Linked DNA regions of Homo sapiens: region 1 is linked to region 2. The links are chromatin loops, found by intact Hi-C in ENCODE. Cell type or tissue: Caco-2. All regions are shown on one strand. Links, peaks and the distances in the headings refer to the core of each region. The heading gives the core; the rest is flanking DNA.

Region 1 (7,662 bases), core at 2,239-4,738, 84 kb before region 2:
TTCCTAATCTATGCCGACCAGGATGACCCCAACGAGGTATAGACATGCCACGGCGGTCCTCCAGGCAGGGAACAAGCTTCTGGACTTGGGCTTACAGAGCAAGACCCCACAACTGTAGGCTGGGGGTGGGGGGTCGAGTGAGCGGTTCTAGCCTCAGGCTCACCTCCTCTGCCTCTTTTTTTCCCCTTCATTAAATCCAAACCTTTTTATTCATCCAACCATCTATTTATTCACTTCTTTTTAAAGTATCTACTGTGTAACAGGCACTATGCTATTCTCTGAAAGATGCAGCAGTGGACAAGACAGAGTATCTGTCCTCATGCAGCTTACATTCTAGCAGGAGATACAATTTACAAATATACAAGCAAATAATATAATATTATGCCAGGATAGAAATGAACATGCCATGGTTGACAGTAATAGGAATAACAGGAGACAGGGAAGAGGTGGAAATTTGTTTCTTTTTTTAAGTTTGCGTTTTTAGGTTTACTTACATACAGTGACTCTCCAGATTTTAAGTTGACAACTCAGTGAATAATTTTTGCTTATGTGCACACTCTGAAACCTCCATGTAGATCAAAGAACAAGCTATTTCCAACTTCTCACCTCCCTTCCCCAAAAGCTCTCTTAAGACCCCTCTAAGTCAGTACCTGGAAAATTTCCATTTTTGAGCTGAGTTCCAAAGAAGGAAATAGAGCAACACAAAGGCCTCGAAAAGAGGTCTCCAGCAAAAGGCTCTGCAAGTGCAAAGACCTTGACAGGAAAGAGGGAGGGGCCAAGGTAAGAACTGAGAAGGGAGGCATGAGGCGTGAGGCTGGAAGATAATACAGAATGTCCCAGGCCATGGCAGAGCTCGTTCCATTCACGAAGGCTTATCAGAATACAAAGTGACACTGATAGGCGGATCATCTTGAATCTGCTCATTGCATGAGTCAAGTCGGCCACAGACTTGAGCGCTTTATTATTAGTTAATCTTTTGCAGGCCCGCTTCTCAATGAATGAGATACACCAGGATATGCACGTGCATCTGAGAACCGCTGCTCTGAGATGGCAGGAATGGATCCCACGCAAATGAATCGCACCCCAAGCACAGGTGTTGCCAGTATGCAGGGATCTGGGGGCTTAAGAAGCTGCAGTAAAAGTGCCAGGTGCTGGCGGGATGTGGTAGCTCATGCCTATAATCCCAGGACTTTGGGAAGCTGAGGTGGACGGATCATTTGAGGTCAGGAGTTCAAGACCAGCCTGACCAACATGGCAAAACATCGTCTAAAAAAATACAAAAATTAGACAGGCGTGGTGTTGGGTGCCTGTAATCCCAGCTACTGGGGAGGCTGAGGCGGGAGAATCGCTTGAACCCAGGAGGTGGAGGTTGCAGTTAGCTGAGATCCTGCCACTGCACTCCAGCCTGGGCAACAGAGTGAGACTATCTCAAAAAAAAACAAAAAAAAAAAAAAAACAAAAACAAAAACGCAGGTACTGAGAGACCCATGAAACGATTTGCTGGAGATAATTTTCAGTTGGAGCTGCAGCTCCCTAGCAGCTTTCTCTGGCTGCCCGCCTAGTGAGATCCTCAGGGACAAGGATAGCTGCACGGGATAGTTCCAGAAGGAGTGGCCATCTCCATAAATAAAATCGGGTTTATTTAAAATAACTCCATTGTCTCTGGGCCATAAATGGTTTGGGATTGGGGTGGGTCTGAAACATTCAGGAAAGGCTTTCTGGCCCAATCAGATTGACGTGTGGGTTGGGGTCCCCTGCAGCACCCCTGTGGGAAGGGGTCAGCTTTGGTCAGTGAACAGTTCTTTTTACCTTTTCTTTTTCTTACAAAAATAAATTTTAGGAGAGCCTTTCGCTTCTTCCTCTTCCTTCCCTCAGGGATATAGGCATTTGAAGGCATTTGACTTAACCCTTTGTAGCCCAGGTAATAAATCCAAACTCAGCAAGATGGGCTGGACCCCAGAGCTCTGTGGTTGCCACTTTTTGGCCCATATTGAACCGATGTCCCCTTGGCATCTACCAGGGACTCCTCAGGGAGAGTGTGGGAATGATGGGGGAAGACTCGTCACTCTTTTGTAGAGCGTGGGGCAGATGATAGCAGAGACCTTCCAGGGCCCAGGGCTGGGGTCTTGTCTTCCTTGGATGTGGTCTAGCGTTGCTCCAGATGGTGGGTTTGTGGCAGGTGGGGCAGAAGCAGATGATGCAGTTGAGGCGGGTCTCTGGTAGAGAGTGATGTCAAAGATGAGCACTCCTTTTATCCCCTGACTCTTCTGAGGATGGCTGCCTCCTTGGTGAGCCACTTGGAGGTCTCAGGCTGATCATGCGGGATGGTGGCCCAGATGAGGAAGGGGATCCAAGGCGGTGGCCTTCCCAGATGCACTGGGCCCCAGCCCTTCTTCCTAGCTTCGGCTGATTACTGTGGGCTTCAGCAACCAGGGCCTACCTGTAGGTCTCCACATTTGTAAGCACCACAGAACCCAGTGCATCTTTGTGCACTCAAATCGCCCTTGATCCAGGGGTATTTTCTCATTCAGAACACACTTTGAAAGGCGGCCATTCCCCTTCTGGAGAAAGCCTGGAGAATCTACAGTGCCCTTAATTACAGTGCAAAGAGCACTAGACACACAAGGCCCTCACAGGCCAGCGCAACCCTGGGTGGAGCCTCAGGGTTCAGCTGACAAATGATGAGGGTCTTACTCCCTATGTCTAGGGGGGCTTCGTGGGCTGACTTCTGCATCAGGACTATGATGAGGGTGGGGGAGCGAAATTGAGGCACTCACGTCATGCACAAAATGTAAGAGGGTGACAAAAACCACAGTAATCAATAGAAATATATATATTTTTGAGACAGAGTCTTGTTCTGTCACCGAGGCTGGAGTGCAGTGGCACGATCACAGCTCACTGCAGCCTCGACCTCCTGGGCTCAAGTGATCCTCCCACCTCAGCCTCCTGAGAAGCTGGAACTATAGACCTGTGCCACCACACACGGCTAATTTTTAAATTATTTGTAGAGACGGAGGTCTTGCTATGTTGCCCAGGCTGGTCTCAAACTCCTGGCCTCAAATGATCCTCCCACCTCAGCCTCCGCAAAGTGCTGGGATTACAGGTATGAGCTAGCGCACCTGGCAGAAATAATTTTTTTTAAGATGGAATCTTGCTCTGTCGCCCAGGCTAGAGTGCAGTGGCGCAATCTCAATTTACTGCAACCCGTGCCTCCCTGGTTCAAACGATTCTTGTGCCTCAGCCTCCCGAGTAGCTGAGATTACAGGCGCCCTACCAACACGGCTGGCTAGTTTATTTTTTTATTTTTTTATTTTTAGTAGAGACGGGGGTTTCACCATGTTGGCCAGGCTGGTCTCGAACTCCTGACCTCAAATGATCCACCCGCCTCAGCCTTCCAAAGTTTTGGGATTATAGGAGTGAGCCACCACCCCCGGCCAGAAATATTTTAATACAATATTTTAATAAATCAAAAATAACCCAAAAACTCTATGATAAACAAAATATCAGAATGTTAAGTAAAGATGAGATCTGACAGGGCCGGGATCAGGGCGAGGTAAGGGAGGGCGAGTCATGGAAGAGCAGCTGGATCCTGGTGTCCATCCGCAGCTCGGGAGCCCTTGGCAGCCAGGCCTCGCAGGTGAAAAGGCTTTTTTTCCCTCCTGCCTGTCATCTTCACTCAGGCCACTAGGGGGAGAACGTCGACTACACAAACCTCCCGGCCTGCGGCATGGAGGCTGGGAGATACACCCTGGTCTCAGGCTATTTTCTAGATTGCCTGCCAGAAAGCAGGTTGTTGTTCAGTCCATTGAAGGTCTCTTTCAATTCAGCAGACGTGTCCTGAGCACTCACTGAGGCAAGGCTGAAGAATGCACCCGGGGTCCCCAAACCAGGTGAGGAGTCAGATCTATCTGGCACCACAACCTCATTCAGCAGCCGAACCTCCTGCGGGGACAGCTTCCATGCGCTTTCATAAAAGCTCCTCAGCCGATTCTAACCCACAGCCGGCTTTGCCAAGCTCTGGGCCGGGCTGAGGGGAAAACTAACACAGGAAAGACTCGAGTTCTGCCCTTCAAGGGAGGACATTTTGTGTGCCTCCCTTGTCCCGGTGTCATTTCCACAGCTGTCCTCAGGCCGGGGTGGCACTGAGAATGGAGCACAGTGTGGGTTTGAAGGTCACCTCGCAGGCCCAGCTCCTCAACCACAGCATCTGAGGGTGCTCCCGAAGACCTCTGTGGCTTCCCAACACTTTTCTCTCCCTGCTCCAGAGACGGAGACCCAAAAAGAATTTCTCCGAAAGAGGCCGGGCACGGTGTCTCACGCCTGTAATCCCAGCACTTTGGGAGGCCGAGGTGAGTGGATCATTTGAGGTCAGGAGTTCGAGACCAGCCTGGCCAACATGATGAAACCCTGTCTCTACTAAAAATACAAAAAAAAAAAAAAAAAATTAGCCGGGCATGGTGACGGGTGCCTGTAATCCCAGCTACTCGGGAGGCTGAGGCACTAAAATTGTTTGAACCCAGGAGGCGGAGGTTATGGTGAACCAAGATTGTGCCACTGCACTCCAGCCTAGGCAACAGAGTGAGACTCCGTTTCAAAAAAAAAAAAAAGAATTTCTCAGAAAGAGCCCAAAGATGGCTCTGGAAAATGGTGGGGTTTGTTTTTTTATTTTTTATTTTTTAAACATTCTCCATCTACTTTATACTTTTGCCTCAGATTGGCCCTGACTTAAAAACAATAATGAAGAGTTCAACCTCATCACAGGTGTTTATTTTTGCTGATGCCGTTGCAAACTTCCGACAGTCATTTATCTCCACCCCAAGTGGGTTTCAAGCTGATGCTGACAGCGGTCCGAAATGGCTTCCTCGTGTGAAATGTCCATATTCTATTTGGGGCTCTCTTATCCCATAAAACACACTTAATGTGTGAGCTTCAAGACATGGAGATCAAGGGCCTCAGAGGTGAAAGGCTAACGGGGCATTAATCCTCAACCTCCTCAGTTTCCTGTCACTTGGCAGAACTAGATGGGCAAATCACTTTTGAAAAGCTCCTCATTCCCTGATGTTGAGTCTGGTTCTAGGCATCCTACAACCTGAAACCGAGGAGGGTGTGGAGGGTCTAGAAGTGCCACCTGCCGTAGGAGTGTTGGCTGTTCAACCTTGAGGAGAGAAGACTGGGAGTCCTGGTGAGACTGTCAGGGAGTAGCACTGGTGGAGTAACAGCAGAGCTGAAGGGCAAGTGGGAGTTGGCAAGGGAAGCTGGATGGAGAGGGCTTTCCAGGGAGGGGCATGGCAGGCAAAGGCCCCGTGGTGGGGCAGGGCATGACACAGGAGAGGAATCAAAGAAGCCCCTCCCCAGGTCATGGGGGCAAAGTGTGCAAGGGGAGAAGATGAGGGGGCAGAGCCCAGACCTTGAAGGCTGATAGGTCAAACTAAAGATGGCTATCTTGACCATGAGAATAACAGGAAACCACAGAATGATTTTAAGGGGGCAAGTGACATAAGCAGACTTGGGTTTTGAGAAGACCACTCTTGCAGCTATAGGAGAAACATTTCAACTTACCCTATAGAAGAGCTTTCATTTTGTTTGTTGGTTGGTTTGTTTGTTTTGAGATAGAGTCTTGTTCTGTCGCCCAGGCTGGAGTGCAGTGGTGCCATCTTGGCTCACTGCAACCTCTGCCTCCAGGGTTCAAGCGATTCTTCTGCCTTAGCCTCCTGAGTAGCTGGAATTACAGGCACCCGCCACTACACCTGGTGAATTTTTGTATTTTTAGTAGAGATGGGGTTTCACCATGTTGGCCAGGCTGGTCTCGAACTCCTGACCTCAGGTAATCCACCCACCTGGGCCTCCCACAGTGCTGGGATTACAGGTATGATCCACGTCGCTCGGCCCAGAAGAGCTTTCTAATAGAATGCTAGACCTTGGGAAAGTAATAACAATAAAAACTAACATTTACTGAGTTCTTACTAGGAATGAAACACTGTGTGCTTTTCATGGATTAATACGTTTGGCCTTGAGAACAACATGTAAGGTAGGTGTATTACGATGATCCACTTTCCACAGATGAAGAAATAGAGGCTAGAAGAGGTTCAGAAAGTTGACTGAGGTTACCCAGTTGGAGAAGTTGCACAGCAGGAGCTCAAATCCAAGTCCTTCAGACCTCAGAGGTCATGGTCATAATGACTACAGCCCTCTGACATCCAGGCTGCCAGGGACCACAACTCTGGTTCTAACCGTGGTTGCACCTGGGTGGAGTGGTAAGACTTCTAATCCTGTCTCCCACCCACCAAGTGACTCTAATGCAATTAGTCTGGAGTACAGCCTGGACATTGGGAATTTTTGGAAACTCCCCAGCTGAGTCTGTGGTGCAGCCACATTGAGACTCATAGGCAGATAGCTCGTAAAACACTTGAGAGAGCTGTTGCAGGGAATAGCCATCTCTCTGGCTGGACTCAGTGATCTCTGAGTTCCCTTCTAGCTTGGATTTTTTTTTGACTTTATGATTCACCAGTTCTGCTGCCAGAAGGCTTTCTCCAAGGTGACTGAATTTCTGGAACTGACAGATGGAGCCTGAGGGACCTTGGTAATACTGTGTCAGCTCCCGTGGCCAGTCAGGGAGAGCAGAGTCTTCAGGGCTGTATCTCCGCACCCTGCCCACCATCTTCCCTCTGACGCAGACCAAGCCTGCAGACCAGTGAGAGGAGAAGAAATGAAGTCAGCTGACCCACAGTTGGCACTGCCAGGACTGGATGCTGCTGGCTGTTGGCCAGGATCTGATCCACTCCTTTGAGAGTGTCAGGAGCTGTGGAAGGTATGGGGTGGGGGGCGGGGTTCCTCCCAAGGCAAAGTTCCTGTGGAGGTCAGATGAGACTGAGCTTGAGAACTGAGTTATGAAAAAAACCTCAAGGAACATCCTTCACCTGCCCTCTATGGCTCCTTAGCTTCTTGAGGTTCTGCTGCTCAGAGCCTAGTGTGATAAATAACCTCTTTCTCTTTAGCCACCTGGTCTCCTGTCACTTGAAGGGGTGGCAAGCTCATTCCCCACTCCAGGCCTTTGTACTTGCTGGTTGACCAAACTGTGATGCATCCATACCATGATATACCACTCAGCAATAAAAAGAAACAAACTATTGATACACTGAAACAACCTAGATGAAAAATTATAAAAAGTAGTCATCCCTTTTGGCCCCAAATCCCAACTTGAAGAAGGGAAATGCTGAATACGTAAAAGACGAGTTATTGAAATAAATGCTGTCAAAGGACAAAATTTTGACAAATTTAAAGATCTTAATTGGCTTTTATTTGCAATTCTAGAATCAGGCAATACCTCATATTCCGTAAACCAGAATGAGTGTTCCTAGAATCGGAGCAGAGAATGTTGGTTTTATAGACCTAAAAGGGCTGAGGAAAGCAGAAACAGAAAGCAAAAAGCGGATGGGTTGCTTCAAAGTTACTTTCCTTGTGAAGGTTAAAGAAGAGAGGACTTCCTTATCATACCAGCTAAAACTAGCTTGTTTAGAAATTTGGCTATTGTCTCTCCTGATTTCTGGGAAGGTCAGATAAACAACTTAGTTTTGGCTGGGTGACACGGAACTTCAGCATGACTGATCCCATTTTGGTTTATTCAGTTGGGCCTAACGCAGGAGTTCAGTCTAAACCAATGGC
Region 2 (7,662 bases), core at 1,895-4,394:
CCACGGCCTCATCTGTGGTTAAGCATGTAGGCCACATGGATGGATGCATGGTCATCCTCACCTGCCACGAATTGCCCAGGAGCTCTGTGTGCCAGCCTCAGGAAATGGTGTTAGGGATCAGCCAGCCACATGCAGAAAGGAGGGCACATAAGAGGCATCACTTACAGGCACCACCGTCACCACCAACACTGGGGGTACACGTGCGTCTGCCTAGCCTCCGAGAGCCAGAGAAGTGCTTCACTAGGTTTAGAATGCTTTTTAATCTTATAAGTATGTTGATAGTGACTAGGCACAGTGGCTAATGCCTGTAATCCCAACACTTGGGGAGGCCGGGGCGGGCAGATCACTTGAGCCCAGGATTTCGACCAGCCTGGGCTCTACTAAAATTACAAAAATTAGCCAGGTGTGGTGGCGTGTGCCTATATACCTAGGTACTCAGGAGGCTGAGGTGGGAGGGCCACCTGAACCCAGGAAGTTGAAGATATGGTGAGCCGAGATTGAGCTACTTGCACTCCAGCTTGTGCGACAGGAGTGAGACCCTATCTCAAAAAAAAAAAAAAAAAAGAGGTTGATAGGGCTCCTGCTGTTCCAATTTAGGACAATGTGAACATCAAAAAGAAAAATGTAGATGGAATGATATGATTTTTAAAACTTCCTTTTCAACCCCCAGTATAATAATTTATTCAGAAAAGGATCATCCATGGATGCAAAGCCATTGAGCTAAAGGTTGTTGAGAAACAGGATATTCACAAAGTGTGCCCTCCCAGATTATTTATTAATTTCCCAGGGAAGCTGGTACCTTGAACTGGAGCAGTCTCGTGTCACCACCTTAATCAAGTGATCTAACATAAGCCAGGACAAAGTGACGTTTCCTAGGACTCCTGCTATGGTCCAGTGGGTGAGAAGGACAGAACAGCTTCTGTCATTTGCTTGCCTGTACTGTTTGACCTGCATCTAATTGTGAGGAAACAATCAGGCAGATCCAGAATGTGGAGCATTTTACAAGACAACTGGCCTAGATTCTCCCAGAGTCAGTGTCATGAAAAGCAAACGAAACAAGGGGACTTCAGCGGTAATAGACTCCATGTGTGAACCTAGTTTGGATTCTGGATCCAAAAACACAAAACAAAGGTTATAAAAGGCATTTTTAGGACCCCTGGAGAAAGTCAGATGTGGACTGAATATTAGAAAATGTGATTGCATTAATGTTCATGTCTTAGAAATGCTAATAACATTACAATTTGTAGGAAAATGACCTCAGGAACGGATGCTGAAGTGTTCGGGGTGGCATGTCACGTCTGCAACTTGACTAGAAATGGTCTAACAAAACCAGTATTTACAGACAGAATACACCTAGACAGAGCACACATGGATCAGGGTCAGCAAGGGCAGAATCTGGTGAAGGGTCCTATGTGTTCATTGTTGTCTTTCATCTTTTCTCTGATTTGAAAATTTTCGAAATCAAAAGTGCATCAGAGAAGTCAGAGATTCCATGGCTATTGTCTGGCTTGGAAGGACTCAGAATTCTGTTCCCAGCCTCTCCCAGGGGACTCGCCTGAAGTCTTCTAGGCATCTGTTGCCTGTGCAGTTTGTCGATAAGGAGGAAGCAGCTGAGTAACGGTGCTTGGTGGTGGCAGCGCTGGGGACAAGGGGCCAGCCCCACTCACAGTCCCAGGAGGAAGGGAGGAAATGTCTGCCAGGCACGTGCAGCATCAGGAAACTCATAAAATCTTTTCTGGCTGCTTTTTAACTGCTGGCCAGGCCAAGCCCAGGTTAACTCTGAAGTCTGCTTCTGGGTGTAGAAGCTGAGTTCTCCCATCAGCTTTTTCTCTGAGCCTCTGAGGATTGTAAAGAACCTACCTAGAAGGTTCCTGCCACGAGCAAGTGCATGACCAGCTCGAAGCACAGCCCATTCTGTGTGCCGGGGGCTTGTGAAGCACTTTCCATTCTGCAGCACCATTTTATCTTCATGTGGGACAAGGTCCTACAACATAAGCAAATAAGCAGCCTGTCGAGTTTAGTGCTCGTAGGTCCAGGGCAAACTCCTGAGGATTCAGACCCAGCACTGCCTGGCTGTGGCCTGCCGTGTGCGTTCCCAGGAAGCAGAGGGAGCAGGTGAAATCAGATTCCGCAGTAATCCCTGGTGCCTTCCATTGGAGGATAATCCTCTTGGGCCTGGTAGCAGAGCTCTGAAAGGTTTGAAAAGCGAGGAGGGGAGGAGGAAACTAATCTGATTGAGCACATCTGCCAGTTCTAAGAGATTGCTGGCTGCCAGCAGTGCTGTGCAAGGGTCTTAGTGCCACCCCAGTACAGTGCACCTTCACCTCGCCACCTCCTGCTCTGGGGAGGGAAAGAGCTCGTTTCTGCTGAGTGCATGCAACCAAGGCTGGCTCAGCACAAGATTCAGGGGAGCCGGGGCAACTTTGGAAAAAATAAATAAATAAAATTCTTCCTTTTAAAAACTGCACAAAGAATACATGATCATTGGAGAAAAAACTGGGGAATACAAGATCATCAGAGAAAAATTCAAATGGCCTAAAATATCTGTTTCCTGAGAGGACTATTCATTCATTTAACAAATATTTATTGGGTACCTACTATGTGCCAGGCATGTGCTGGGAACTGGTGGCACAGCAGCGAATGGGTTGGACTCAGTTCCTATTCTTACAAGGCTTAGAGTCAGATGCCAGCCATTCATATTAATACTTGATGTTAAGCAAGTAATCTAAGTGTAGGAAGTCCGTTTAATATCTGGAGGTCTCTAAACTGAGCTCTGGAGGACACCGATAAGGGGGGTGAGGGGAAGAGCATTCCCAGCCCGGGGAGGGGTTGGAGTCCCACGTGGCTGGATCCTGTGCTTGAAGAGGGAGTGTTGGGGGGAGTATGGGGGGAGCTGCCAAAGCCAATAGAGCCAGTCGGCCAGAGCCTCAACCCTGGGATTTCCAGCCATGCAGGAGGCTCTTCCTCTCTGGGCAGCTTTGACCTCGCGTTGGCCTGCCTGAGTTGTTCTTGTGTGCAAGACAAGAAAGTGTGTACTTCGGACACAGCACCATTGCAGGCTGAGTGACTGGGCTCCGGAAAGGGATGGAATGTGTGCTTGCTGTAAACTGCATGGTGCGGGGCTGGTAGTGCCTCTGCCCTTCACTGTCTTGTACATTTCCAATCACTAGACTCCTCTGCATCAAAGACCAGAGCTCTGTGTCAGGTCGTCGTTACCCACCGAGTGGGCTGCTGCAAGGCTTGCCGAGAAGGGAGCAACCCTGGCTTGCTGAGACGTGGTTGATTCATTCTGCAGTGACGTCTTTTGAGCCGTCCTCAGGAATGTGTTGTATCTACTGTGGAGCAGCCTGTGGTGGTTACTTCCTTATCTCCCCTAAGCAGCATGAGAGATGGGAACTGGGTCAGAGGCACTTGCAGCTGGGAGCAGGTGCGTGCATGTGTTGTTTGCCCTTCCCTTCGTGAGCACTGATGTGTGCTTTGAGGTCAGCTGGGCCGCCCCAATGCCTCTTTTGGCATTTACTTAGTGGCAGCTCCACACCCCATGAGGCTGGCCTTGGGGTCATGGGTGAACAGACCGAGGCCAGGCCCTTGAAGGCCTCACCACCTGATGTGGGAGTCGTACAGTACAGGGGGCTGGTGTGGAGGGCGTCTTCTGAGAGGCAGGGACTCCAGGTGAAGGACAGGTCAGGGTTGGCTGAGTGAGGAGGGGATGGGGAAGGGTGCTCCAGGCCCAGGGGGCTGTGTCAATGAAGGCTTATAGGCAAGAACTGCCAAGGACAGGGTCCACGGCCACCTGTGGGGTGGTTTTCCCAGAGTGAGGAACATTGAGGCTGGAGAGGCCCACAGTCTGCAGAGCCTCACGCAGTGGAAGCTGTCATGCCCCCCCACCAGCCCCTGAGTCTTGACCCTCAGGGCACAAGGACCTCCCATTGTTCCCTGAGAGCATCCACAACTGATGACTGCCGGGGTTGCTATGTAAATGCCTCTGCTCTTTAACCCGTGGGTAGGATAACCTGAGGCCTGTCTTAGGCTGTTTCTCAGAATTCCTCAGTAGGATTAAGCTCGGGTTGTCCACAGTGGTGACTCGCTTGTGTCCTTTTGGGCTTTCTTCCCTTTCCTGTTCTCGTCCCCCACCTACCGATCTTTCCTGGGCTTACCTTCCAAGACCTGGAAACCAGAGGGAACCCACACTAAGACCCCGTTTACACAGTTTGAACTCAATAGCCAGGATAGCGGGAAGCCATTGAAGAGCTTTTCTACACGTGGAGGGACAGGGCCAGGTTTGCGTGGCCATGCTGACTCTAGCCAGGAGGTTGGATTGGTTAGGGCCAGATGGAGAGTAGGGAGGGCACCTTATTCCCCAGCCCCTGGCTGCTGCTGCTGACCGCTATCGGCTGCTTTGTGTTCCAGAGGCTTGTCTGAGCATTTGGTTTGCATTTTCCCATTGACTCTAACAAAAGCCTTATGAAGTATAGGTTCCATCTTACAGATGAGGAAACTGAGTCACAGAGAGGTTGAGACACCTAGCCATGATCCCCCAGTGGGAAGTGATGGCTTGTGGATTCAAGCCTAGGTTTGACAGATCTGGAATGTGTGCTCCTATTCCTCCGCAGTCTGGCCTGTCTGCTTTCTGTCTTCTTTGCCAGCAATGTCCAGGCACTGTAAGGTGGGCCGTTAGCTTCCTGGGTTCAGGTAAATGTCTTCCAGTAACCCCTGCTTCCCCTGCTCCCCGACAGGTAAGTTCGAGGATCGGGAAGACCACGTCCCCAAGTTGGAGCAAATAAACAGCACGAGGATCCTGAGCAGCCAGAACTTCACCCTCACCAAGAAGGAGCTGCTGAGCACAGAGCTGCTGCTCCTGGAGGCCTTCAGCTGGAACCTCTGCCTGCCCACGCCTGCCCACTTCCTGGACTACTACCTCTTGGCCTCCGTCAGCCAGAAGGACCACCACTGCCACACCTGGCCCACCACCTGCCCCCGCAAGACCAAAGAGTGCCTCAAGGAGTATGCCCATTACTTCCTAGAGGTCACCCTGCAAGGTGACAGCTGGGACCCGATGGCAGGACCTCCCACCCCTTCCCCACCACCCAGGGGTCGGGGTCAGGCGGCTCTAAAAGGCATGTCCATCCAGATCAGGCCTTCTCACTGGGGCCTGTGCACCCAGATCACTCTTAACTTTGCAGGCAGTAAGCAAAGAAAGGGCAAGGATTCGCCCAGTAACATGTAAAAGAGAAATAGCAACTTATATGCAGGCAGCCAGAAACCTAGAAACTTACAGATCAACTGGTAATTTTTCTTACAGTAACCTGAAACATTGCAAATGAATTAAATAGCACAGATTTGCAGATCGGTTATTCTCAAATAGCGGCCATCATACAGATAGTATGGGGAGAGGGAATTATGTTTACATCTGTTTTAGCAATAAAAGTTACCCTGTTACTTGAAACTTACTTGAAACTTGAAACTCAGTCTTCCCAGTGTTTTAAAATCTAGATGTTAACTGGGTCAAAAATACTGCTGATAGGGGCGGGCGCGGTAGCTCACACCTGTAATGGGAGGCCAAGGCGGACAGATCACGAGGTCAGGAGATCGGGACCATCCTGGCCAACATGGGGAAACCCTGTCTCTACTAAAATACAAAATATTAACCGGGTGTGGTGGTGCATGCCTGTAGTCCCAGCTATTTGGGAGGCTGAGGCAGGGGAATTGCTTGAACTCAGGTGGCGGAGATTGCAGTGAGCGGAGATTGCGCCACTGCACTCCAGCCTGGCAACAGAGCGAGACTCTGTCTTTTTTTTGTTTGTTTTTTACAATAGATATTTATTTAAAGTAAAACAGCTGCAGACCAAATAATTCTTAAGATTGTTTCAGGTTTAACCATCTTCGTAACAGCTGCATCCACAGACTTCAACTACATGATTACCTCTTTGCCCATTCTGCTCTTTCTTTTCTTTCCCGAATAACCTCTTTCAGATACGGTTCAAGGTAGAAATTTTCCTCTTCATATTTGGTCCACTGCTCTTTAGGCAAGATCTGATGCTTCATGGACAGGTCCAGTGCCCTCTTCATGTGAAACATCCTGTCATTATAAAGGTTCTCAGGAAGCCTTCTTATGGCTTCTTTCACATCTTCATTCTCATATATTGTATCATCTTTCATTAACCCCAGTTTATTGAATCCTGTGGCGTTGTAATACCATTTTCGAATACCATCCAGCCACTTGCCTGATGCTGCAACAGCCTTCTTGCCAGCCATTTTGACCAGCGAGACTCGGTCTTAAAAAAAAAAAAAATACTGTTGATACAACCATCCCATAACCTACCACAAACTAAAATGGGCATGAGTATCCAGATCAATGATTGGACTGGGCGCGGTGGCTTATGCTTATAATTCCAGCACTTTGGGAGGCTGAGGTGGGCAGATCACCTGAGGTCAGGAGTTCAAGACCAGCCTGGCCAACATAGTGAAACCCCATCTCTACTAAAATACAAAAATTAGCCAGGTGTGGTGGTGGGCGCCTATAGTCTCAGCTACTTGGGAGGCTGAGGCAGGAGAATTGCTTGAACCCAGGAGGCAGAGGTTGCAGTGAGCCGAGATCGTGCCATTGAACTCCAGCTTGGGCAACAAGAACAAGACTCCATCTAAAAAAAAAAAAAAAATCAGTGATTGTGATCCCAAGCATTAACTGAGCATTTACTGCATGCCAAGTGTCTTGCTTCAGTGCTTTGCATACATTATCTCATTTGAACCTCACAGCAACCCCACACCAAAATCACCTCCATTAATCATATTTTACAAAAGAGGAAAATGATGCTGTAACTTACCCAAGGTTGCGCTTATTTTTTTTTTTCCTTTTTGTGGAGAACGGGGTCTCGCTATATTGCCCAGGTAGGTCTCGAACTCCTGGGCTCAAGCTATCCTCCCACCTCTACCTCCCTGAGAGCTGGGATTACAGGCGTGAGCCACCACACCCAGCTGTAACTTACCCAAGGTTATTGCTAGGATTTTATTTTATTTTTTATTTTTATTTTTTGAGACGGAGGCTTGCTCTGTCACCCAGGCTGGAGTGTAGTGGCACGATCTTGGCTCACTGCAAGCTCCGCCTCCCAGGTTCAAGCGATTCTCCTGCCTCAGCCTCCCGAGTAGCTGGGATTACAGGCGCCCGCCACCACGCCTGGCTAATTTTTTGTATTTTTAGTAGAGTTGGGGTTTCACCGTGTCAGCCAGGATGGTCTCGATCTCCTGACCTCGTGATCTGCCCCTCTCGGCCTCCCAAAGTGCTGGGATTACAGGCGTGAACCACTGCACCCGGCCAATTTTTTAAATTTTTTTAGAGATGGGGTCTCGCCATGTTGCTCAGGCTCGTCTCAAACTCCTGGGATTACAAGTGAGAGCTACCATGCCCTGCTCATTGCTAGGATTTGAACCTTGGGAGTCTGACTGAATGATCGTTTGTATCACCCTGTTAGCACCCTGACTGATACTTTATTTTTTAAATTTGTTGTTGTTGTTTAGCTGCCCTATGAACTGATCTTTAAAAGGCAAAAGTGGAAGTAATTGAAAATCATGAAAAAAAATTTTTTTTTTTTTGAGATGAAGTCTTGCCCTGTCGCCCAGGCTGGAGTGCAATGGCTCGATCTCAGCTCACTGCAACCTCCACCT

The links. Hi-C counts contacts between places; a loop is a spot of excess contacts. Peaks named below come from ENCODE experiments on the same cell type or tissue, not always from the same donor. Only the 100,000 strongest peaks of a DNase experiment are listed, where the experiment ranks them.
Region 1: a loop joins it to region 2, with 4 times the contacts of the local background. A loop is called at or near these places in 8 of 110 quality-filtered maps.

Annotation. Positions count from the first base shown.
Region 1 is chr5:160,341,548-160,349,209 of GRCh38, reverse strand. It overlaps C1QTNF2 (C1q and TNF related 2), which reads left to right. Exons shown (of 3, transcript NM_031908.6): 3 at 1-1,456. The coding sequence ends at 42. Among named protein-coding and RNA genes, the nearest start is that of C1QTNF2, 25 kb to the left of the region's middle. In Caco-2, for the core only: a CTCF peak has its summit at 3,697 (motif pointing right); a DNase peak (open chromatin) is centred at 3,689.
Region 2 is chr5:160,256,846-160,264,507 of GRCh38, reverse strand. It overlaps CCNJL (cyclin J like), which reads left to right. Exons shown (of 6, transcript NM_001308173.3): 4 at 4,737-5,039. It also overlaps the pseudogene LOC727947. Among named protein-coding and RNA genes, the nearest start is that of FABP6, 31 kb to the right of the region's middle. RefSeq lists an enhancer at 3,098-3,237. In Caco-2, for the core only: no CTCF peak of the experiment used is centred there; DNase peaks (open chromatin) are centred at 2,057, 3,427 and 3,927; H3K4me3 peaks cover 378 bases.